Linked DNA regions of Homo sapiens: regions 2 and 3 are each linked to region 1. A link is a loop called in an ENCODE intact Hi-C map of the cell type or tissue named here. Cell type or tissue: GM12878. All regions are shown on one strand.

The links. Hi-C counts contacts between places; a loop is a spot of excess contacts. Peaks named below come from ENCODE experiments on the same cell type or tissue, not always from the same donor. Only the 100,000 strongest peaks of a DNase experiment are listed, where the experiment ranks them.
Region 2: it touches region 1 in a loop (6-fold over the local background); 17 of 110 quality-filtered maps call a loop at or near these places.
Region 3: it touches region 1 in a loop (5-fold over the local background); 14 of 110 quality-filtered maps call a loop at or near these places.

What each region holds. Positions count from the first base shown.
Region 1 is chr12:102,480,395-102,488,394 of GRCh38, forward strand. It overlaps IGF1 (insulin like growth factor 1), which reads right to left and starts at 169. Exons shown (of 4, transcript NM_000618.5): 1 at 1-169. LINC02456 (long intergenic non-protein coding RNA 2456) reads left to right here. Exons shown (of 13, transcript XR_007063427.1): 11 at 1-3,494. RefSeq lists enhancers at 3,399-3,458, 3,991-4,050. In GM12878, a CTCF peak has its summit at 4,262 (motif pointing left); DNase peaks (open chromatin) are centred at 3,217, 3,777 and 4,127; H3K4me3 peaks cover 1,727 bases; H3K27ac peaks cover 5,344 bases.
Region 2 is chr12:102,296,697-102,304,696 of GRCh38, forward strand. LINC02456 (long intergenic non-protein coding RNA 2456) reads left to right here. Exons shown (of 13, transcript XR_007063427.1): 4 at 7,936-8,000. Among named protein-coding and RNA genes, the nearest start is that of LINC02456, 21 kb to the left of the region's middle. In GM12878, a CTCF peak has its summit at 4,572 (motif pointing right); a DNase peak (open chromatin) is centred at 4,575.
Region 3 is chr12:101,914,177-101,922,176 of GRCh38, forward strand. It overlaps DRAM1 (DNA damage regulated autophagy modulator 1), which reads left to right. Exons shown (of 7, transcript NM_018370.3): 5 at 1-56; 6 at 5,933-6,025; 7 at 7,040-8,000. The coding sequence ends at 7,084. Among named protein-coding and RNA genes, the nearest start is that of DRAM1, 41 kb to the left of the region's middle. In GM12878, a CTCF peak has its summit at 3,728; a DNase peak (open chromatin) is centred at 3,715; H3K27ac peaks cover 2,027 bases.

The DNA.
Region 1 (8,000 bases):
CAAAGTCTGAAAATGAATTGGTTAGCAGGAATAATGAAGCAAAAAGAAATCCAGAGAGATGGGAGATGTTGAGAGCAATGTCACATTTCAATTTTGAGGACTTTATTCCATTGCGCAGGCTCTATCTGCTCTGAATTTAGCAGTGACAGTGAGATTTAGCAAACAGAAGAGGGATTTAGAGAAAATCCTCACATTTATCTACAAAACACAGACACTGTAGACAGGAAACAGCTGGGGGAACATTTGCCTTCTCTCTCTCTCCCTCTTCTGGCAAAGTTATTGAGTAAGGACTTTTTTGGGCATGGTGACAAATAACATCATACCTTTGCATTTTAAAACTAGAGCACAGAAGCATTTTTTTCCCTTAAAAGAATGTGTGTTAGTGACAGGGTTCGCAGACATTAAAATACTTATGCTGCCATAGAAAATAAGGATCTGTTTTCTGATTAACTTTCTGCTGGGCATGAAGACACAAACGTCTGCTAATACACCTTACCAGTATTAAAGGAATATGGGGGATGGGAGAGCAATTTTAGATTCTAGAGCAAATGCATTATTTAAAACAAAAAAAGAAAGAAAGGACGATAAGACCCTCTCCAGCAAACTCTACAATTTTAACCCTGAAGTGACTGGGGTAAAGTAGATTGGAAGACAGCACTCGGGTGACCCCTTGTCCCAGTTGCCAAGTGAGAGGTGTGATCTCATTTCCTAGAACCTATGGAGGGGCAGGCAGCATTGGATTGGTCCCTTTAGGGCACTGTCTCATACTTTTTCTCCTGCGATGAGGCAAAGACTATGCCGAGCTGTAAAACCCAACTGAAATAGAACATTTTTCTTTATTCTTCTACTAGGCTGCCTGTCACTGTCCCCTCCCCACCCCACCACTCTGGGAGAAGGGTACCTGGGGGGCAAACAATTTTCCTGTTGTTTGAATTTTCCATATAACTCAAACCTGTGTGTGTGTGTGTGTGTGTGTGTGTGTGTGTGTGTGTGTATGACAGAGGGAGTCTGTGTGCCAGAGTGTGTTTTCTTTCTCTGATTTTTGTGTATTCTAAATAACACCAGCTGGCTAGCAATACCCTCTCGAGGGTTATGATGTCATTCAAATCCCTCAACTGGGTGACTGGCCGGCAACATGGTCCAAGCCAGCTGTTTTGCTATTTATAATGTACACTTGCCTTTGCCATTGAGAATTCAGTTCTGATCTTTTGTCGATACAGTTTGTACCTATTTCCCTTTGGTTTTGTGAAGCAGTAGATAAGAAAGTGAATTATAAAATAAGGTTGCAAAAGCCCAGAGCAGACATACCTCTTTCCCTAGAGAGCTCTCCAGGCCTGGTTTCCCAGGAGTGGTGGAAATAACCTGGACCTTGAATTTTTTCTTTTTTTTTTTTTCCACATGACTCTCAGGGGACTGACACATCAACTGAAAACACAGTTCTGCTTGAAATCCTACTCTGGCTCTTTGTGTTATCCTGGGGCCAGAAATTTGTTTGTAGAAGTGGGTGCCCTAACAAAAAACAAACAAACCTGCTTTGTTTGGAAGGGGGTTGGGTTTGTTTGAGTCTTCTGTGTGGTTAATACATTGTAGCAATGTTTACCTTTCAGAAATCAAAGTTAGAAATCTGGAATTATGTTGTGTCAATGGTGCACTATGTTCAGCAACATTTTGTGAGCTCTACTATGTGCCCAACTACAACATCCCTAGGAAAACAAAGAGGAATAAGATATGGTCAAGTCCCTTCAGGGGCTTTCAGCTGAATGTCAGAGACAAAGAGGAAAACTTCACAGTCATATGATGGGCATGTGCTCTTTTAAAAACATGAACAGTGCACAATGAGAGGGAGTGACACATTCTCTGGGAAGACAGGGGAGTAAAATCTTTTGGAAAATCCAAAATGAGGGAGGCAGATTGTGTCATGAGAGGCTTTGGGGTACCATGTTGGGAAATTTCAGTGGGTGGGATTTGACCCAAAGAGCACACTAAGAGGTATCATCAAGAGGTGGCCTAGTAGGTGGCCCTGGATTATTCTTAATGCAGGGATTATCCACATGTGCAGATGTGTGAGTAATCCCTGCATTTAATAATAATCCGTGGCTTCCTTTAATAAGCTCTCTTTGTACACTTGATTTGTGACAAATCTTTTTCTTTTCTGCAGTTTTTGTGGATCACACCCTTTCTGAAAAATGTCTATTCTCTTACAGACTTTGAGGATGTAGATTGTATAAAACAATAGAGCTGATCTCACCTGTCTTCCAGATGAGAAAAAACCTCTTTAACCAAGTTTGGAGAGTCAGATACTGGCTGGAGTCTTGGTGCTAAGTTCTTGTTCCAACATTGGACACCATTACAGGTGAAGGCCAGGACTTTGTTTAACCCCTTCCCACTGCAGTTTTAGCATACTTTAATTGTTCCAAGATGTCCTAGAAGCTAACTATATGTCTCCAAGTCTATCACCCATTTTGATGTTCTCTCTTGGCATGCTCGGTGCACAGATATAACCTTATCCACAAGCATTTCATATGAAAGGCTGTTTTGGGGACAGATGCTGTACTCCAGCGATATTGACACACTGACTCACAGTCTCTCGGTTTTGTAACCCCAATTACCCTTAAAGGATAATTAGGTTTTAATTTATGTCCTAGTTTTTATGTCACAATCAAAGAAAACTGAAATTTCAGTGAGTCGTAATTGTCATCAGCTGTGCTTTGGAAACATTCCAATGAGAGCTATCAGTTTCCAATGGGGGAAGCAATTTCCTGAGGTGATTAATGTATATTTCAATTTGGAGAATGGTCTATATTTTTGGACAGGGTGAGCCAGCAATGGATCAGGGCAATAATTCCTAGAGAAAAGGTCATTTTCTTGGCTAATTCCAGGAGTCAATATGAAAATGAAAGAGCAATAAACATGCCACCAGATTACTTTTTAATGGCTAAGTGATGTACCTGTTTAGGAGTAAAAGAAATGAATGCACCTATTACTACAAATCCAAGGTAGTAGTAAATCTAAAGCCCAAGAGGAGTTCAGGTTATGAAGTCCCATTGGAGAGAAACATCTAGGGTCATTATAAAAGTATGGAATGATTATGTAGTCTCCTGCCTGCAAAAATCTGACAGTGAGATATGGCCACCAAAATAGCTAACCGCAAGGATGTGCTTATCATAAGAACATCCACTCCTGGAAATTCAGAGATTCACAGTTTCACCTTTTGCATGTGTAATGCCTGTGGGATATAAATAACTCTCCCCTAAAGCCTTCTTCTTGAGTAGCATATTTGCATAAAGCTACAGCCTCAGAAAACTTCTGACACCTTTCGCACACACACAGAAAAAATTGTTCATTTCCTTAAAGGGTGAGCTGGCTAAGGTACACAGAAAGCAGGGGTGGGGTGGGCAAGGAGGCCCTCCCTGTCTTCCCCCCAACTTTTTTTTTCTTCTCAAGCCATGTTCCCAGTCTTTCCTGTGTTAACTGGAGAGGCGTTCATCCAAAAGGTAATTTCATATCCATGTACAATAGGGCATATTTACAATTTATTTCATGAATGTCTTTGCTTACTCCCAAGGAAAGCTCAGAATGGACATTTGGAGGTAAGGGAATTTTGGAATCAAATAAAGGGTGAGGCTTAAGGTTCTAGGGCAACCACCAGGCAAAGAACTTGGGGGAAACTATTGGATGTTTCTTTTGGATCATGGTTTGTGAGGAGGGTTGGTCATGGGTTGCTCAAACTAATGTTGGAGGTCAAGAACTTGTCAATTCAGAATATAAAACTCAGAGGAAAGACAGGGCCTCAAAAACTCAACATGCTGCCGAGCAAGGGGCCTAATGTCAGCTCCAAAACATCTGCTCAGAAAGATTCCTGTGATTCCCCAGGAAGATTTGCTCAAAGGAGCTGCTCTAACTCCTTAAAGAAGTGTTTCGCCCACGACTAGGGAAAACAGAAATAGGGAGGAGAAATCCTCTCACTAAAGAAATCAATGCTTTCTTTTCAACATCAAACTTGGATCTTATTTCTTCTAAAATGTCAAAAGGGCAAATACTGGAAACAGAAACGAAACTGTTGTGGTTGTGTGAGCAAAGTAATTCTTCGTTATGGCAGAGGAGAAGTCACGGCATGGGGTAAGGATGGGTTGGTGGAGTGAGAGAACTTGAGGACTCGTCACGCTTGCCCCACGTTGCATAAAATGTGGGGAAAAGAGACACCAACGCCAAACTTCAGGGGCAGGACCCACATAAATGCTTTCTTGGGGAATAAAAAAATGTGCGCGCCCTCTAGTGGACTTCTGAGAAACTGCCACTGCACTCTTGACCGTGGATGCGTTCTGGCAGGAGTGGGTTTTTTTTTTGAAAGCTCTGGATTTAAATACATTTTAAGCTACACTTATCTTTAGTTTTATTAAGTCTTTTGAAATAAGTAAGATAGATGTTCAACTCACTGTAGTTTAAAAAGGGGAAGATTGATAAGGGGGAAAGAAAGATCATAAACTTCATCAGGGCATGGATGGATTCCTCATGGCCATATTCCCAGCACTTAACTCCGGGTGCATGAGCTCAAAACATTTTGTTGAATGAATGCAAGTCTGGAAAACAAATGATGATAAAGGTAAAATATAAAAATTGCACAAACTCTTTAAGAGTAAAATAACCAACCTCCTCATTTTATAAGAAAAATAAGACCAGGAAGAGGGGCTGTTGGAGGATAGAAAAATGACTTCTCGAGAAGCAAGACAAATTTAGGTGCTCACAAAATAGAATTCAAACCCAGTCTCCTTGTCTGTTCTGCAGTATTTCTATCATGTTAGTTTTCAAAATGTGGGTTATAACACCCCTGGTCAAAGACGTGGCGTTAAAGAATCACTTAAGTATAGAGATGATTCCATTTACAATTCCCTTTCTGATCCTGAATCTCCAAAGGAGAAAGTCTCAGTTTGGCGCTAGTCTGTCTTCAGTGCTTCCCTAGCACTCATTAGTCTCTCTTTATTTTATTTTTTAATTTAATTTTTAATTTTTGTGGGTATGTAGTAGGTATATATATTTATGGGACACGTGAGATATTTTGATACAGGCATGAAATGTGAAATAAACACATCATGGAGAATTGGGTATCCATCCCCTCAAACATTTATCCTTTGTGTTGCAAAAACCTCTCGTTTTAACAACCAAAAAGTGAATCTCAAGTCCAAAATCTTTCCAGACAGAAGTTCCTATTTTGTTTTTATGGAATTTGCTTTTAAGCAAAACTTCTATTTAAGGCAAATGATGCTATATTTAAAAAAGATATTTTAAAGTTTAGTTTTAAAATGTATGTATATAAGTCTTAAGAACATCAAGTCAAGAAAAACATATATATTTAAAGTAAGTAAATAATTTGACAGGTGGCCGACCGTTATGACACACAATTGTAGGTGGTGTTTGAAACCCTGATGTTTGGAAATCACTACAATAACATGTCATTGTGTTAGAAAAACAAATACATAGCCACAACATAAAGACAGGGAACAAAGACCCTCTACATAAAAAGATGCCACCATATAAATGCATTAATTACATTTCTAGATAATTTTGATCTCCATTAAGCTCACTCATTTTTCACTTCAGTCTTTCATAGAGACTGGAAATGTTGAAGAGGGGTTGGCAGACAGAAAAGCATCTGAGTTAGGCCTTGAAGCATGAATTCACCACCAAGATGGAAAAACAATGATAAAGGCTATTCCAGGCAGAGGGAACAGCATGAGCAAACTTACGTAGGCATGAGAAAGTTCACAGTGATGGGGGGATGTGGGAGATGAGGCTGTGGCTGTGAGCTCAGAGTCCTACCTGTGGAACCCTTTTACCTCCCACTCCCCGTCAGTAGCCTCCTTCACACAGTTGGATGACTTGAAAACAGTCTTAATTTCCTCATGTTCCCTTGTACACAAAGATTTGTGTGTAACTAAGTCTGTGATTAACTCTGGGAATGGCACAGTGCCTCAAGGTAAATATGTAATAGCAGACGTGGGTTACATCAGAGCCTAGGCCCACAAGAGGCAGGCCTGGGTAAGAACTGAGGTACCTATTGATCATCTATTCACCTTTCCAGATATTCCATTTGTAAAGCTTAATTGCAGTGTTTATACTTTGGGAGGTAGATTTTAATGATTACACTTGATAAAGATTTTTCACTGTAAGAGTTGAGGCAAGATCTTGTTTCTGGGGAGCAGTGAACTCTCTAGGAATGCAGGTTCATCAGAGCATCACATACTTCATGTGGGCTGATTAAGGAAGTTTTATTATGCTCCGTGAAAGCAGGGCATGGAGCCCCAGACTCAATCTTTTACCTCAAGGTGGCTAACTGGGGAAACTTCTCAGGGTGCTTCCTGTTGGGGTCCCCTTTATAAACAGAAGTTAGGACACTCAATTGCAGCGGGGATGCTGCATCCAGAAGAGCCCTTTGTAATGCTCTACCTGGGAAGCACATACCCTTCAAAATAGTATCTTGTCCTGTCTGGGTGCTGTGGCTCAAGCCTGTAATCCCAGTGCTTTGGGAGGCAGAAGCGGGCGGATCACCTGAGGTCGGGAGTTCAAGACCAGCCTGACCAACATGGTGAAACCCCATCTCTACTAAAAATACAAAAAGAATTAGCGGGGTGTGGTGGCGGGTGCCTGTAATCCCAGCTACTCGGGAGGCTGAGGCAGGAGAATCGCTTGAACCCAGGAGGCAGAGGTTGTGGTGAGCCAAGATCGTGCCATTGTGCTCCAGCCTGGGCAACGAGAGAAAAACTCCATCTCAAAAAAAAAAAAAAAAAAAAAAAGTACCTTGTCCTCTGCCCAGCACAAACCCTTTAACACGAGTTAAACACCTTGCAGACACTCAGATATTCTTAGGACACCCTTTGCTCCTTTCATAATACCTTGGTGAAGACCTCAGCTTCTTTCGGAGCTCCAGATAAAATGTTAAGCCCAGTTGTATTAGTCATGGTTCTCCAGAGAACCAAAATCAACAGGATGTATACAAGTATATATAGAGAGGTTTATTTTAGGGAATTGGCTCACATGATTGTGGCAGCTTGGAAAGTCAAAGTCTGCAGGGTAGACCAGCAGGCTGGAGAACCAGGGAGGGGAGCAAAGGCAGTCTGCTAGCAGAATTTCTTCTTCTGAGGAAGAGGTCAGTCTCTTTTTATTAAGGCCTTCAACTGATTAGATGAGACCACTCGCATTATGGAGGTAATCTCCTTTGCTCAAAGTCTACTGACTTACATGTTAATCTCACCTTAAAAAGTCACAGAGACATGTACAATGATGCTTGACAAAGTATTTGGGTACTGTGGCCTAGCTAAGTGGACACATAAAATTAACCATCGTATCAGTGCCTCTCAAAAGGTGCGCTCACTGGTCCTCCCTCACTAAAACTGAGTAGTAATAATACTATTTTCCAAGTGGCAAAAAAGAAAACCCAAGTTAATAAATTATATTTTCCAATTCTAAGTTTTCTTACTCATTTTTCTTTCACCTGTGGCTCCTGCACTTACTGTTTCTTGATCATTTCCAAAGAGAAGTTGTGACCACTTGACTTGGCTGTGTCATTAATATTGTATGAAGATGACACTCATTGGCAACAAGAAAATAAACAGTGGGTTTTTTTTTGTCTTATTCTAGAACGCACACAGCACTCAAACACATGCAAACAAATACAAAAATAGGCACCTGTGCTTAGTTTCTCTAGATAATAAGAAGTACACTCATTCCCTCATAAGAAAGTTAGCTGTTTAGACCAATGGAGAGAAGTTTCAAGCCTAAGGTGATATTTGAGTTGGGATGATTTCCTGCCCTTTAGCAACAATGAGAGAGAGCTTTTACAACATGTTTATGCCTCTAGAGACTGACTCTGTGCCTGACCCTATGTGGGACTATGAACCTTTGTGTAGCATGAGGCAAGTGATTTTTAGCACCTCTAATACTTTTTTGCATTTTTTTTTTTTACCTTAAGCAGGTATTTTACAGTCAGGAAAAGTCTCCCAAAA
Region 2 (8,000 bases), 180 kb before region 1:
TCCTGTTACATTTGCCTTTGGGATCTTCATCATAAAATTATTTGCCTATGCCAATGTCCAGAATAGTTTTTTCTATGTTTTCTTCTAGGATTTTTATAGTTTCAGGTCTTACATTTAAATCTTTAATCCATCTTGGGTTAATTGTTGTATATGGTGAGAGATAGAGGTCCAGTTTCATTCTTCTGCATATGGCTAGCCAATTTTCCCAGCACTATTTATTGAATAGGGTGTCCTTTCACCATTGTTTATCTTTGTTGACTTTGTCAAAAATCAGTTGATTGTTAGTTTGTGGCTTTATATCCAGGTTTTCTATTCCGTTCCATTGATATTTGTGCCATTTTTGTACTAGTATCATGCTGTTTTAGTCAATGTAGCCTTGTATTATAATTTGAAGTCAGGCAATGTGATGCCTCCAGATTTGTTCATTTTGCTTAGGATTTCTTTGGCTATTCAGGCTCTTTTTTGATTCCATGTGAACTTTAGAATTTTTTTCTAATTCTGTGGAATATGACATTGGTAATTTGATAGGAGTTGAATGTGTAGATTAATTTAAGCAGTATGGTAATTTTAACAATACTGATTCTTCCAATCCATGAGTGTGGGATGTTTCCCCATTTGTGTTATCTATGATTTATTTCAACAGTATTTTGTAGTTTTCCTTGTAGAGATCTTTCACCTTCTTGATTAAATTAATTGCTAGGTATTTTGTGTGTGTGTGTGTGGCTATTGCCAATGAGATTGAGTTCTTGATTTGGCGCTCAGCTTAAATGTTATTGGTGTATAGAAATGCTGTCGATTTATGTATGTTTATTTTGTATATTGAAATTTGTTTATCAAGTCTAGGGGTTTTTGGAGGAGTCTTTAGGGTTTTCTAGGTATATGGTCATGTGATCAGTGGGCAGAGATAATTTGACTTCCTCTTTTCCAATTTGGATGCTTTTTTTCTTTTACCTGATTGCTCTGAGTAGTGCTCCTAGTACTATGTGCAATAGGAATGCTGAGATTGGATATGCTTGTCTTGTTCCAGTTCTTAAAGGTAATGCAATCAACTTTTTTCCATTTAGTATAATGTTGACTGTGGGTTTGTTGTAGGTGGGTCTTATATTTTTAGGTACTTTTTTATTTTTATTTTTATTTTTTTTAGAGGAATAAAATAGTGGCTACTCCATAGGCAGAGCAGCCAGGTATGGTCTTTTGATGCCTAGTTTGTTGAGGGTTTTTATTATGAAGGGACTTTGGATTTTATTGAATGCCTTTTTTCATGTATTGAGATAATCATATGGTTTTTCTTTTTAGTTTTGTATGTGTGATGAATCACCCTTTTCAATTTGCAGATGTTAAACCGTACTTGCATCCCAGAAATAAAACCCACTTGATCATAATTAATTATTTTTCTGATGTGCTGTTGGATTCAGTTTGCTGGTTTTTTCTTGAGAATTTTTGCCTCTATACTCATCAGAGATATTAGTCTGTAGTTTGCTTTTCTGTGTGCGTGTACTGGCCTGATTTTGGTGTCATGATGATACTGGTTTCATTGAATGAGTCACAGAGGAATCCCTCCTCCTTGAGTTTTTGGAATATTTTCAGTAAGATTGGTAGCAGCTCTTCTCTGTGTATCTGGTGAAATTTGGCTATGAATCTCTCCGGTCCTGGGCTTTTATTTGTTGAAAGATTTTTTTATTACTCACTCAATTTCATTACTTATTATTGGTCTGTTCAGGATCTCTATTTATTCCTGGTTCAATCTTGGAGGGTTGTAGGTTTCCAGGAATTTATCAATTTCCTCTAGGTTTTCTAGTTTGTGTGCATAGAGGTGTTTATAGTAGTCTCTGAGGATCTTTTGTATTTCTGTGGCATCATTTTTAATGTCCCTTTTCTCATTTCTGATTATAATTATTTGAATCTCTCTTTCTTGGTTAATCTAGCTAGCAATCTATCAATTTTGTTTATCCTTTTAAAAAACTAACTTTTTGTCGCATTGATTCATTATGTCTTTAAAAATAATCTCAATCTCATTTAGTTCTGCTTTGATCTTTGTTATTTCTTTTCTGCTACTAGTTTTGGGTTTGGATTATTATTATTTTTCTAGTTCCTTGAGGTTCAATGTTAGGTTGTTAATTTGAGATTTTTCTATCTTTTTTTATAAGGGCATTTAATGCTACAGAATTTCCTCTTAGCACTGCTTTTGCTGTATACTAGAGATTTTAGTATGTTGTGTCTCTATTTTTATTTGTTTCAAGAAGTCTTTCAATTTCTGCCTTAATTTATTATTTACCCAAAGGTCATTTGGGAGCAAGTAGTTTTGCTTTCATGTACTTGTGTAGTTTTGAGAGTTCCTCTTGGTATTGATTTATAATTTTATTCTACTGTGATCTGAGAAGATACTTGTTATTATTTTGATTTTCTGAGTTTATTGATACTTGCTTTATGGGCAAATATATAGTCAATTTTGGAATATATTCCATGTGGAGGTGAGAAGAATGTATATTCTGTTAGATAAAATGTTCTGTGAATCTCTATTAGATTCATTTGGTCTACATCCCAGTTGAAGTCCAGAGTTTCTTTGTTGATTTTCTGCCTTGATGATCTGTCTAGTGATGTCAGTGGGGTGCTGAAGTCCCCCACTCTTATTATATTGCTATCAATATGTTTTCTTAGGTCTAGTAGTATTTATTTTATGAATCTGGGTGCTCCAGTGTTGGGTGCAGATATATTTAGGATAGTTAAATCTTCCTGTTGTATTGACTTCTTTATCATTTTATAATGACCTTTTTTGCCCCCTTTTTTTTTTAACTGTTGTTGGTTTAAAGTCTGTTTTATTTGATTGAGGATGACTACTCTCTCTTGCTTTTGTTTTCCATTTGCGTGATATATCTTTTTCAACCCATTTACTTTGATTCTATAGCTGTCTTTAGCCAGTATGTATGTCTCTTGTAGGCAGTACATGTTTGGGTTTTCCTTTTTTATACAGTTTGCCACTCTGTATCTTTTAAGTGGAGCATTTAGGCCACATACATTCAAGGTTAATATTGATATGTGAGGTTTTGTTTCTATCATGTTGTTGTTAGCTGATTGCCTTGGGATTTCAATTGTGTAATTGCTTTATAAGGTCTGTGAGCTTTTTACTTATGTGATCTTTTATGATGGTGAATGTTGTTGTTTAATTTCCATGTTTAGAACTCCTTTGAGGTTGGGCAGTGGCTCATGCCTGTCATTCCAGCACTTTGGGAAGCTAAGTGGGAGGATTGCTTGAGGCCAAGAGTTTTAGACCAGCCTGGTCAACATAGTGAGACACCATCTCTACTAAAACAACAACAACAAAAACAAAACTCCTTCGAGCATTTCTTGGAGGACCAGTCTAGTGTTGATGAATTCCCTATTTCTCCTTGATTTATGAAGCTTAATCTGACAGGATATAAAATTATTGGGTGGCATTTTTTTTTCTTTAAAGATGCTAAAAATAGACCCCCAATCTCTTCTGGATTGTAAGTTTTCTGCTGAGAAGACAGCTACTAGTCCGATATGATTATATATATATAAATGCAATTAGACACTTCTCTCTTGCCATTCAGGATTATTTTGTTTACATTGACTTTGGATAGTCTTGGTGAAGTTCTTGCAATGTATTATCCAGAAATTCTCTGAGCTTCTTGTATCTGGATGTCAAAATCTCTCCTAAAACCAGGGAAGTTTTCTTGAAGTATTTCTGCAAATAGGTTTTTCACACTTTTTGCTTTTTCTTCTTCTCCCTCTGGAATACCTATAACTTACAGGTTTGTACACTTTTATATTTCACAAAGGCTTTGTTCATTAAAAAAAATTTTTTAAATATTATGTCTGACTGAGTTAATTTGAAAGACCTGTCTTCCAGCTCTGAAATTCTTTCTTCCACTTGGCCTATTGTTAACACTTTCAATGTATTTTGTAACTCCTTGACTGAATCTTTTATTTCTAGAAGTTTTGTGTGTGTGTATTTTTTTAAATGACATTTATCTCTTCTTTCATGTCCTAAATTGCTTTTCTATTTGTATGGGTTTTCTGCTTTTTCTTGGATCTCACTGAGCTTCTTTAAAATCAGTATTTTGAATTATTTATCTGATATTTCAAAGACTTCATTTTGGTTAGGATTTGTTCTGAGGAGTTAGTATTCCCCTTTGGGGGTGTTGTTACATTCTGTTTTTTCCATACTTTCAGAGTTGTTTCCCTGGTTGTTTCTTATCTGGATAAGCTGTCTCTCCTTCTTATTTTTTAATTTTGCTTCCCTTTGGACAGGATTATTTTGCCCCCTTGAGGAGGTGTCTGTACTGTATGATGTGGTGTAGTGTCCTTTGGGTTTGGTTCTGGGTATTTTCAGTGGCAAAGAGTCTGTATAAATTCTTTGGTAATAGCCTTTGTATGGTGACTTTCTCAAATGCTGGTTGTTGTAGTGATGTGCTAAGCATGTGAGCAGCCTCACTCACTGCCTCCTGTGGGCTCAGGGTGATGGAAGTCTCAGGAAGCTTATTTCATTCTCCAGTACTCTGCACTTGAGTCAGCAGATTTCCTGTTGTGTTGCACCATTCAACTTCCAGGCCAGTAGGTGGTGCTTATGTCTGTTTTTATCTCCTACACCCTTGTGGTTCTTATGCTTAGTGTTCTACCCATGAGTGAAAATTGGGTATTGAAGTACCCAATTATTGATGAATTGTCTATTTCTCTCTTCATTTAAATCAATTTATGCTTCATATGTATTGGTGCTCTGTTGTTAGGTGCATATATATTTTTGATTGATGTATCTTTCTGGTTAATTGACCTTTTAAAAAACATCTTCTTTTATCTATAGTAATATCTTTTGTTTTAAGGTATATTTTGTCAGGTAATTGTATAACCATTCCAACTTTCTTGTGGTTGCTGTTTGCATGATATTTCTCTTTCATCTTTTTACTTTAAGTCTATTTGTATTTTGAATCTAAAGTGTGTTTCCCATAGATAGCATGTATTGACTCTTGTTTTTTGATCTAGTCTGAGAATCTCTGCCTTTTGACTGGATTATTTAGTCCATTCACCTTTAATGCTATTATTGATATAGTTGGAATTATGTTTGCCATTTTTGTTTTTTATATATCTCATGTTTCTCTTGTTCCTCTGTTTCTGCTTTACTGCTTTCTTTTGCATGAAGTGAATATTTTATAATGTAGCATTTTAATTTTTTAAATTATTTTTTCACTATATTTTTGAGTTATTAGTGGTTACTCTAGGGTTTTTCTATATACACTGTGACTTATAATAATCAGTTTGAGATTTATACTAAATTAATTCTAGTGAGATACAGAAATGTTACTTCTATATACCTTTGTTCCCTTCCCCCCATTTTTGTGATACTATTCTTATTCATATTACATCTATTACATCTAATATCTGAATATTACAAACCCAACAATGCATTGTTGTAATGATAAATTTACACGCTTTTATGTTTTTTAAGGATATTGAGGAGAGCAAATACAGACACACACAAACACACACACACATTTATAGCTTTTGTTGTGTTAGCCTTTTAATTTATCATTTCTGGTTCTCTTCATTTGTTCCTGTGCATACAAGTTGCCATCTGAAGTCATTTCCTTAATCCAATACAGCTTTGCCCCCACCCACCTCTTTTGTTCTATTATTGACCAATATTACATTTTTATGTTATAGGCTCAACATCACATTATATACTTCTTTATACAATTACTTTTAAAATCTTTTAGAAGAAGAAAGGAAAAGAAATGCCTTGACTTTTACAATTAGATAATTACCTTTCCTGGTTCTTTTTGCTTTTTTCATATATATATTCCAATTACTCTCAGGGTTCACTTGTTTGTAGCATGAATTTCTTTTAGTACTTCTTATAAGGTAGGTCTGCTAGCAACACATTCCCTCTGTTTTTATTAGGACATGTCATTATTTTACCTTATTTTGGTGGATATAGAATTCTTGGTTAATAATTGCTTTTTTTGGTTCATTCTGAATATGTTGTCCTTCTGGCCTCAATTAATTCTGCTGAGACATCAGCTGTTAATCTTCCTGGAGTTTCAGTCTAAGTGATGAGTCATTTTTATCTTGATGTAGTCAAAATTTTCTTATTGTCTTTAGCTTTAGCTTTTTCACTTTTAGGTGTCTTTTGATGTGACATTGTAATCATACTTTTTAAATCATGGCCCATTTTATTTGAAAATATTATTTGAAATTATTTATAATCTCTACTTTGAAAACTTTTTCTGTTCAATCTGACATCTGATGTCTGTTAAATCTGACATCTGGTAAGTCTTCCAGGCAGTTTCTGTTGTCTACAATTTTTTTTCAGTGTATTGCTTATTCTTTCCTGCTTCTTTATATGTCTCATAATTTTTTGTTGAAAAATTTTAGGTAGTATATTGTAATAATACTGGGTACTGGTCTTCTGGGGCTTGTTGTTATTTGCTTATTTACTTGTTTGTTGATTGACTAGATTATTTTGGTGTAATTTATTTCTTCCTCTGAAGCATAAAGTCTATAAAGTTGTTTCTCAGGGGATGCAGTTTGATATGCTCACAGTCAGCTGGCAACACAGTGGATTTGGGAGAGCTCTCTTTTGTCTTTTTCTCTGGTCATACCCAGGTATTATGCTCCACTACTTACTTGCTGGCTGATGGCTCTGTTGCTTTCAACAATGCCCTGGAATATAGATTGTTTTACAAACTGACCCAAAAATTTGGGCTCTTCTTAAAAAATTGTTCCTGAGGTCAGTTTTTGAGATTTGTTTTGACCCTAAGAGGGTTCCTCCCAGATGTCTTGCTTTCTATTTCTCTATAGCAAATCATCCAGCTTACAACTTAGGCTATATCTCTAACAAATCTATCAATTTTTTCCCAATTGCTTTTCACAAACTTTCACTGTTTTTGAGAGTGACTTTAGGCTTGAAATTGTCCATGGTTTGTTGGAAATGAAGTCAATTTCTTTGGGGAGAGATTTTAAGTATTCTGTTATACAGCGTGCTTCTCTACGTTTGGGCAAAATCTCTGAGCCACAGCTCTGGTCCTGGAACAGGGACAATGACAGACTTCCCTCTAAATGATATACCCACTTTAAGTGCTAGTAACTTTTGGTGTGTGTGTGAAGTGGTCCCAGTTCAACTCGGCTTGACTCTGCTAGTATGGCACTGATATGGTTTGGCTGTGTCCCCACCCAAATCTCACCTTGAATTGTAATAATCCCCACCTGTCAAGGACAGAGCCACGTGGAGATTGAATCATGGGGGCAGTTTACCCCATTCTGTTCTTGTGGTAGTGAATACATCTCATGAAATCTGATGGCTTTATAAATGGGAGTTCCCCTGCACAAGCTCTCTCTTAGCTGCTGCCATGTAAGATGTGACCTTGCTCCTCATTCACTTTCCTTCATGATTGTGAGGCAGCCTTGTGGGACTGTGAGTCCGTTAAACCTCTTTGCTTTACAAATTACCCAGTCTTGAGTATGTCTTTATTAGCAGTGTGGAACAGATTAATACAGGCATCTGTTAAAGCAGACTAAATATGGCCTGAGAAGGACTCTGTATTTCTATATTTGAGTCCTTGTAGATGAACTGTAACCTAGCTTAATAGCCAGACAAAATTGAAAACCTAACTTAATAGTATGCACCGTAACAATAGTTGAGTGTTGGCCATTCCAGTGGTCATACTTCAACCACTCATAGACTGCTGAGTGTTCAAACAAGGCAAACGCAGAGCTGTGACCAACCTCACTGTTTCTGTACTTCACTTTTGATTCCCATACATCACTTTAACTTTTTGTCTATAAATTTGTTCTGACCACAAGGCACCCCTGGAGTCTCTGTGTATCTGCTGTGATTCTGGGGATGCCCAATTCGTGAATCGTTCATTGCTCAATTAAACTCCTTTAAATTTAACTCAGCTGAAGTTTTTCTTTTATCAGATAATGTCAGAAGCAGGATCCAAAGTGGAGCTTCTAGTGACCCCCAGGAGTGCTGAGTAAACACG
Region 3 (8,000 bases), 570 kb before region 1:
TTGTCTGTGCTTCACTAATTTCCATAACCAAGCTGGAGTGGAATCCAAGAGAAAAGGTAACATTTAAGTTGTTGTGAATGTGGTTGTCGGACGTGGTTATGTGAGCTTGTGGCCAGGCTAGGCATAGGGAAGATCACTGCCGTTCCTTAGAACAAGTTGCAAAATGTCAAATAAACATGGCATGTAATCAATTTACTGTCCAATCATTTGGCAGTATGTAGTAATTAGCTATCAGGGTAATTCCAAATGCTTCCTGGAAGTATTTTCAAAATTTTGAGTTCCTAATTTCTTTCTTTCTTCTTCTTCTTCTTTTTTTTTTTTTTTGAGACAGAGTCTTGCTGTGTTGCCCAGGCTGGAATGCAGTGGTGCAATCTCAGCTTACTGCAACCTCTGTGTCCCAGGCTCAAGCGATTCTCCTGCCTCAGTCTCCCAAGTAGCTGGGACTACAGGCACCTGCCACAAGGCCCAGCTAATTTTTGATTTTGTTTTGTTCTTTTCTGAGACAGAGTCTCGCTCTGTCACCCAGGCTGGAGTGAAGTGGCGTGATCTCAGCTCACTGCAACCTTTGCCTCCTGGGTTCAAGTGATTCTTGTGCCTCAGCCTCCCGAGTAGCTGGGACCACAGGCGTGCGCCACATGCCTGGCTAATTTTTGTATTTTTAGTAGAGACAGGGTTTTTCCCATGTTGACCAGGCTGGTTTGGAGCTCCTGGCCTCAAGTGATCCCCCCGTCTCGGCCTCCCAAAGTGCTGGGATTATAGGCGTGACCCACCGCACCCGTCCCTCTAATTTCTTCCTTTTCTTTCTTTCTTTTTTTTTTTTTGAGACAGAGTCTCGTTCTGCCGCCCAGGCTGGAGTGCAGTGGCACAATCTTGACTCAGTGCAAGCTCTGCCTCCCGGGTTCATGCCATTCTCCTGCCTCAGCCTCCTGAGTAGCTGGGACTATAGGCGCCTGCCACCACCCCCGGCTACTTTTTTGTATTTTTAGTAGAGATGGGGTTTCACCGTATTAGCCAGGATGGTCTCGATCTCCTGACCTCGTGATCTGCCCACCTCGGCCTCCCAAAATGCTGGGATTACAGGTGTGAGCCACCGCACCTGGCCTTTAATTTCTTTCTTAAACACTTCAACTATCTATCTTTAGTAAAAGAGGGTAGAGGGACAGTGTGAATGAAGGTGTTTGGTGGTGAAAGGGAGCGTGGAATGTTAAGTAGAGAGGATGATACCAGCTCCAGTGTGGTGGATAGTTCATTTCAGGATAGAGTGAGAAATCACTGCAGCCGGGGATAACTGTGCAAGGGTGTAGTGGCTGTAAGAGGCAGGCAGAGAGGCTTGTACTTGGCCTAGGTGACCAGAGTAAGACTTTGAAGACTTTTTTTTTTTTTGAGACGGAGTTTCGCCCTTGTTGCCTAGGCTGGAGTGCAATGGCGCGATCTCGGCTCACTGCAACCTCTGCCTCTCAGGTTCAAGCAGTTCTCCTGTCTCAGCCTCCCAAATAGCTGGGATTACAGGCACTAGCTGGGATTACAGGCGTGCACCACCATGCCCAGCTAGTTTTTGTATTTTTAGTAGAGACGGGATTTCACCGTGTTAGCCAGGATGGTCTTGATCTCTGCACCTCGTGATCTGCCCTCCTTGGCCTCCTAAAGTGCTGGGATTACAGGCGTGAACCACCACGCCCAACCTGCAGACTTTCGAACGGTAAAGCAAATAGAAAGAGTATTATTAGATGAGTGTTAGACAGAAGCAATGCCTGGGATGGCTTGGAGAGCTTGGCATTAGGAGGGCAAGGAGAAGGCAGTTCTACTAGTTCACGTTTCAAATAGGGGAAATCTGATGGGTGTTGGCAAATGATTAACACAAGAATGAAGTGGCATGATGAATCAAAGATGACTTCTAAGTTTTTATCTTAGGTGAACCAAAGAATTTATTCCCTTGACCAGAAATAAGGCCCCTAACAGGGATAAATAATTTAGTAGGTGGAAGTGGATGAGTTTGGTTAGAGTTGATGATTCTGAGGATATGATGAGATATCGAGGTTAGAAACATGGGCCTAGGCCAGGTGCTGTGGTTCATGCCTGTAATCCCAGCACTTTGGGAGGCTGAGGCAGGAGGATTGCTTGAGTCCAGGAGATGAAGACCAGTCAGGGTAACACAGTAAGATCCTGCCTCTACAAAAATTAGCCAGACGTTGTGGCATGCGCCTGTAGTCCCAGCTACTTGGGAAGCTGAGGTGGAAGGATCACTTGCACTCCGGTGGGCCTAGACTTCTGGTGGGACTGGGAGTCGTCAGAGTGTAGGGTAGAGTTGTTAGAGTATGGGGTAGACCAGGACATTTTGGACCAAGCATCAGAACACATGGAACCAAATGTTTGACATTGAGATCAACCCATCCTGTTAGATACCTGTAGTAGTGGTTCATCTAGACGCCTTATAGGAGAATCAAGGATGCCCCAGGAAAGAAGAGAGTTAGTGAGAGACAGAGGATTCTTTCCCCCAAGGATCAGGTGGAAGAATACCTCCAGCAAAGGAGAAGTAAAGGGATCATGGACCAGAGAGAAGAACTAGACTTGTGCTGTATGGTAGACCTCATTGATGAGTCCCTACCACATGCAAGACTGTGAAAGATTATAGAGGGCAGGGTGGCCATGGGATAGAGGATCCTGAGGGATTTTATAGTTCAGAGGGGCAAACAGCCAGTTGTCAATGGCTAAATGTAATACTTTGAAGAATAAAAAAATGCTGAACTGGACTTCAGACAACACATTGTGGAAATGCAGAAGCAATAGCAATTAATCCTAACGATGGAATGAGAGGAGATACGATCCCAGAGACTAAAGGACATTTTTCAAAGGCAAGGGAAATGGCTAACTATGGCATATGCAGCTGAATAGCCTTTAGGAATGAAGTCCCTCAATTTGGGCAATAAGGGAGTCAGTGATGTTTGTCAAAAAGTAGTTTCAGTAAAACGCCGAGGTTAGAAGCCAATGGCAAGAAGTTAAATAGTGAGAGGGATGGTTCTTTCATTCAGCTATCAACCAAATGTTTATTGAGTCCTGTTCTGGACTGGAGGTAAGAGGTAAAGGAGGAACACCAGGGTGGCTAGAGGAGACAGCAGGATTTCCCAATATGGAGAACTCTGGCAGGTAATGGAAGCCTGCCAAGACAAGAGAGAGACAGAAGATGGTGAGGAAGAGAATGATCCAGACAGGAGATCAAAAAGTGCTTCTTGGCCGGGTGCGGTGGCTCAGGCCTGTAATTCCAACACTTTGGGAGGCCAAGGCGGGTGGATCACTTGAGGCTAGAGTTCAAAACTAGCCTGGCCAATATGGCGAAACCCTGTCTGTACTAAAAAAAAAAAAAATTTTTGGTGTAGTGGCACACACCTGTAGTCCCAGCTACTTGGGAGGCTGAGGCAGGAGAATTGCTTGTACCCAGGAGTTGGAGAGCTGGAGGCTGCAATGAGCCGAGATCATGCCAATGCACTCCAGCCTGTGCAACAAGAGTGAGACTCCATCTCAAAAAAAAAAAAAAAAGCCTTCTTTAAAATCTAACCTTAAAATGGTCAAATTCGTCAATAGGTTAGACCTAGGCAAAAGGCAGGTTTTTTTCTTTCTTATATATGGGGAATTAGCCCCATCATGCGAAGGGGGTTCAGTTCCTCTTTCCGTTGGAGAGAACCTCTTTCTGAAAGTGAGACCGCATAGCGGAGCAGTTCAGGTGTACTTTACTTTTCAGCCACTCGGGGGAGACCTTCTATCACAAACCCGCTGCTGGGAAGGGCTTATCGAAGTATATTCCCAGGCAGTTAAAAATCTGTTATATTCCACTTTCTATCTTAAAAATGTGAAAAGCACATGGTTTTCTATTCACTCCATAAATGACTGCGCCACTCTTGCATTTCCTTCTGTTCCTAATATCAAAGGATGTAAAAAAATTTCCCTTTACATTAATTCACTGAATAATCATTTAGGTACTGCCTCAAACTTCTGTGTAGTGCTTTACAGCTTTCACAGCACATTTATATGCAGTGACTTACTTGGTAGGGGGAGGTGAGAATTATAATGTCACTGTCTCATTTCACATAGCAAGGATATTAGGGCTTTGCCTGCATTCAGGACTCTTGGTTCCATGTACTTTCACTAATATCATGCTTAAGAAATTCCCCCCAAAGTTCTGCCTTTATTTTTAGAAGCCATCTTCCTTGTTCAGGGATGATACGGGATGTGGCAGGTCCCCTGGTACTGGTACCAGAAGGAGGAAGCCTCTGTTCTGTATCTCCTACTGTAGGCTGGTCAGGTCCTCCTCGGTGTGACCTAGCATGAAAACAGTGGGTGAGTGTGACCATGACAAGGAGAGTGAAGAGTGACGCTCGGAGGGCTTGGTGTGCCTCCACTCGATCTGTCTGGATGAAAACAGGATCAAAGAAAACAACTGTCACCATGGAGCTGCCCTGTGATCCAGCACATTTACTTACCCTTGTAGCCTACAGCAGTTTGGGGTAGAAGAGCAGTGGGCTCAGCCCTCAACAGCACATGCCAAGGGCAGAGCAGCCCATGTATGCAGCTTCAGAAGGCATGGGGGTGTAGGGAGTTAGGGGTAGTTGCTCATTTCAGCAGAGCAGAAAGTGACGTAGGAAATCAGAGGGGGCACACTGACAGTCCCCAGGCCTCATTTGGCATGTGAGCTAACATCAGAATGCAGACATGCATATTTGACTCAGAGTTTTATTTATTTTTATTTTATTATTATTATTATTATTTTTGAGACAGAGTCTTGCTCTGTCACCCAGGTTGGAGTAGAGTGACGCAATCATGGTTCACTGCAACCTCTATCCCCCAGGCTCAAGTGATCCTCCCAGTTCAGCCTCCCAAGTAGCTGGGACTGCAGGCGCAGGCCACCCCACCCAGCTAATTTTTTTTTGTCTCGTTATGTTGCCCAGGCTGGTCTCAAACTCCTGGGCTCAAGTGATCCTCCTGCCTCAGCCTTCCAAAGTGCTGAGATTACAGGTGTGAGCCATTGCAACAGAGTTTTAAAATTAGTTTCCAGCACTGAAAAATCAGGAGATATCACACACAGACACATCCACAGACACACAGACACACACACGCACACACACACACACACACACGGTTTTGTTTTTTTAAACCCCTTTGAAAGCAACACTAGTGTATTATTTTCCCATGGAATTGAGCTGATGAGGCGTGGGCTCCCTAACTTCCCTCTCTTTTCACAACCATCAGTTTTATTTATTATTGTTAATTTTCTGGCCTCCATAGGCAACTGAGTTTGGAACATCTGATTGAAGCCATTCTCCTTGGCTTCCATTCTCCCATTCTTGCCTCCAAGAAGATATACAGTTAACATGTGGATGTCCATTATTAGCATTTTCTTTGTAGCTGTATTTACCTTGGGATGTTAAGCAGAACTATTTCCTGAATGATCATTTCTATATAAACAGGGAAACACGAAACCTAGGGGACTAGTTGGCCAAGTTCATCTAGATGTGTACACACTTTCTTTGGAACAACTGCGAGAGTGCTTGTTAAGCATAGCCTTACACTTAGGGATTCTCAGCAGAGCGAGACCAAGTCATGCCTTGTATGGAAATTTCTTTCTTCTGTTGAGTCCAAATTTGCTTCCCAGTCTCAGCCATTTTGCAGTCCTTAGTCTACCTTTTGAAGTGACAAACTAAATCTTAAAACAAGAGTTTGTGCGAGCCAGAAAGAACTTTGGAATACCTGCCTTCGCATTCTCAGTGGGCAGGTGCCCTGACACTTAGTAACGTGGTTGTGCTTACCGTATATCCTCAAAGTTCTGACTTATGCTCACTGGACAGCTTTTTCCTTTGGTTGAAACTCCTCATTGTATTTCAGTATGTACATTAAAGTGAGTCTTTTTCGGCTAAATTCTGTTTCTTTATTATTGCATTAGGATTATGTATATCACGTAGTGAGTGCGATCTGTGAATGGACAGTGGCCTTTGGTTTTATTTTCTACTTCCTAACTTTCATCCAAGATTTCCAGGTAGGTGTTTATCAATTCAAATGTTTTAAATTGCGGACAATTAGGATTAGTAAAAATTTGCAGAAGACATTTTGCATTTTTAAAAAGAGCACTTTCTTTTTTTTTTTTTTTTTTTGAGACGGAGTCTCGCTCTGTCGCCCAGGCCGGACTGCGGACTGCAGTGGCGCAATCTCGGCTCACTGCAAAAAGAGCACTTTCTTTTTATCCTTAATGTGTTTGAGAAAAATCTGTAAGGATTGTGCAACTTCATGTGTTAGCTTATTCCCAATGGGAGGCATCTTTAATAGCTCTCCCACCAATGAGATTTTCATATGTCCTCTGCTGTTTGATGTTAATAGTCATGTATCCTGGTTGTTTTCTTTTAGGAGGTCTCACTTACTAGTTCCAAATAATACAAAGTAAATATATCTTTTTTAAAAATAAAAGTATGCCAGGTGTGGTGGTTCACATCTGTAATCCCAGCACTTTGGGAGGCCGAGGCGGGCAGATCACCTGAGGTCAGGAGTTCGAGACCAGCCTGACCAACATGGAGAAACCCCGTCTCTACTAAAAATACAAAATTAGCTGGGGGTGGTGGCACATGCCTGTATTCCCAGCTACTCAGGAGGCTGAGGCAGGAGAATCACTTGAACCCGGGAGGCGGAGGTTGTCGTGAGCTGAGATCATGCCATTGCACTCCAGCTTGGGCAACAAGAGCGAGACTCTATCTCAAAATAAATAAATAAATGAATAAATAAAAAATAAAAGTGTGTTGTTCAAAAAACATTCCCAAAGCAGATAGAAGATGGGACTATATCAGATTTGTCCACAGGAAAAATCTTACATTTTGAAACAAGTGAATTATTAGCTCAAAGGATATAGAAAGCCAAGAAAATTCTTTAGGACCTGACTCAAGCATAGCACAAACCATAGTGAGATCATTCCTTAGGTGGTGCAGAGCTGTTGGAAATGTCATTGTCAACGCTGGGATTGTTTAACTTCTTTTAAACCTTTCTCTTTCATTTTTAAAAATAGAGTGTCACCCTAAGGATATCCACAGAAATCAATGGTGATATTTGAAGAAAGAAGAATTCAGTCTCACTCAGTGAATGTCGCAGGCCATTTCTAAAAGTGCTACAGAGGACAGACAGGGTTTTGAGGCCACCCTGATTATTGGGATGCATCTGCAGCACATCCAGGACTTGAATTTCATTACGAGTTCCTAATAGTTGTATTTCTAAAGATGTGTTTCCTAGAGAATGTACAGCCTTATGACACTGTAGTGATGTTTTTATAATTTTCTAAGTAGATTTTTTTATATTAACAAATTCATATACAGAAAAAATAAGGTGTTACAAAAAATGGAGAGCTCTTATTTTTGTACAGATTCTGTCGTTTTTGTTTTATTTGTGTGAGATTTATGGAAATACACTAAATGAGTAATTCAGGTTCAGTACATTTATTACAAAGTGAAATCAGGGGATATTCATTTGTAAATTTTATTCTTAGTGAATGAACTGTATAATTTTTTTTATCAGGAGAGCACTTATAAAATTCAATTTATAAAGATCATATACCCAAATCATAAAGATTTAGTTGATACATTAACACTAAGATACTCTGATTTTTAGCCGAACTAAACAAAGTGCTTCTACTGAGAGGCCTTTATACCACCATGTACAGTAACTCTAAGTGAATACGGAAGACCTTGGTTTTGAAATTCTGCCACCTTGTTTCTCCCTGCTCATGAGGTCGCACCTTTTGCTCTTGCTGCTAATTGCCCATTCGTAGTGGGTGTAATGCCAGGTGGAATGGTTTCAACAAGTCAGGTGAAAACCATCCTTTATTGTTGCTGGCACAACTTGATATATAGTCTGACTCAGAACTGAAGCTCACATCTCAAATTCATTTCATGCCAGTAAATGTGGCAAAGAGAAGAAAGGCCCAAGAGCGAGACAAGAAGAATGGAGAAGGGGGCAGCCAAGAAGAACTTCTG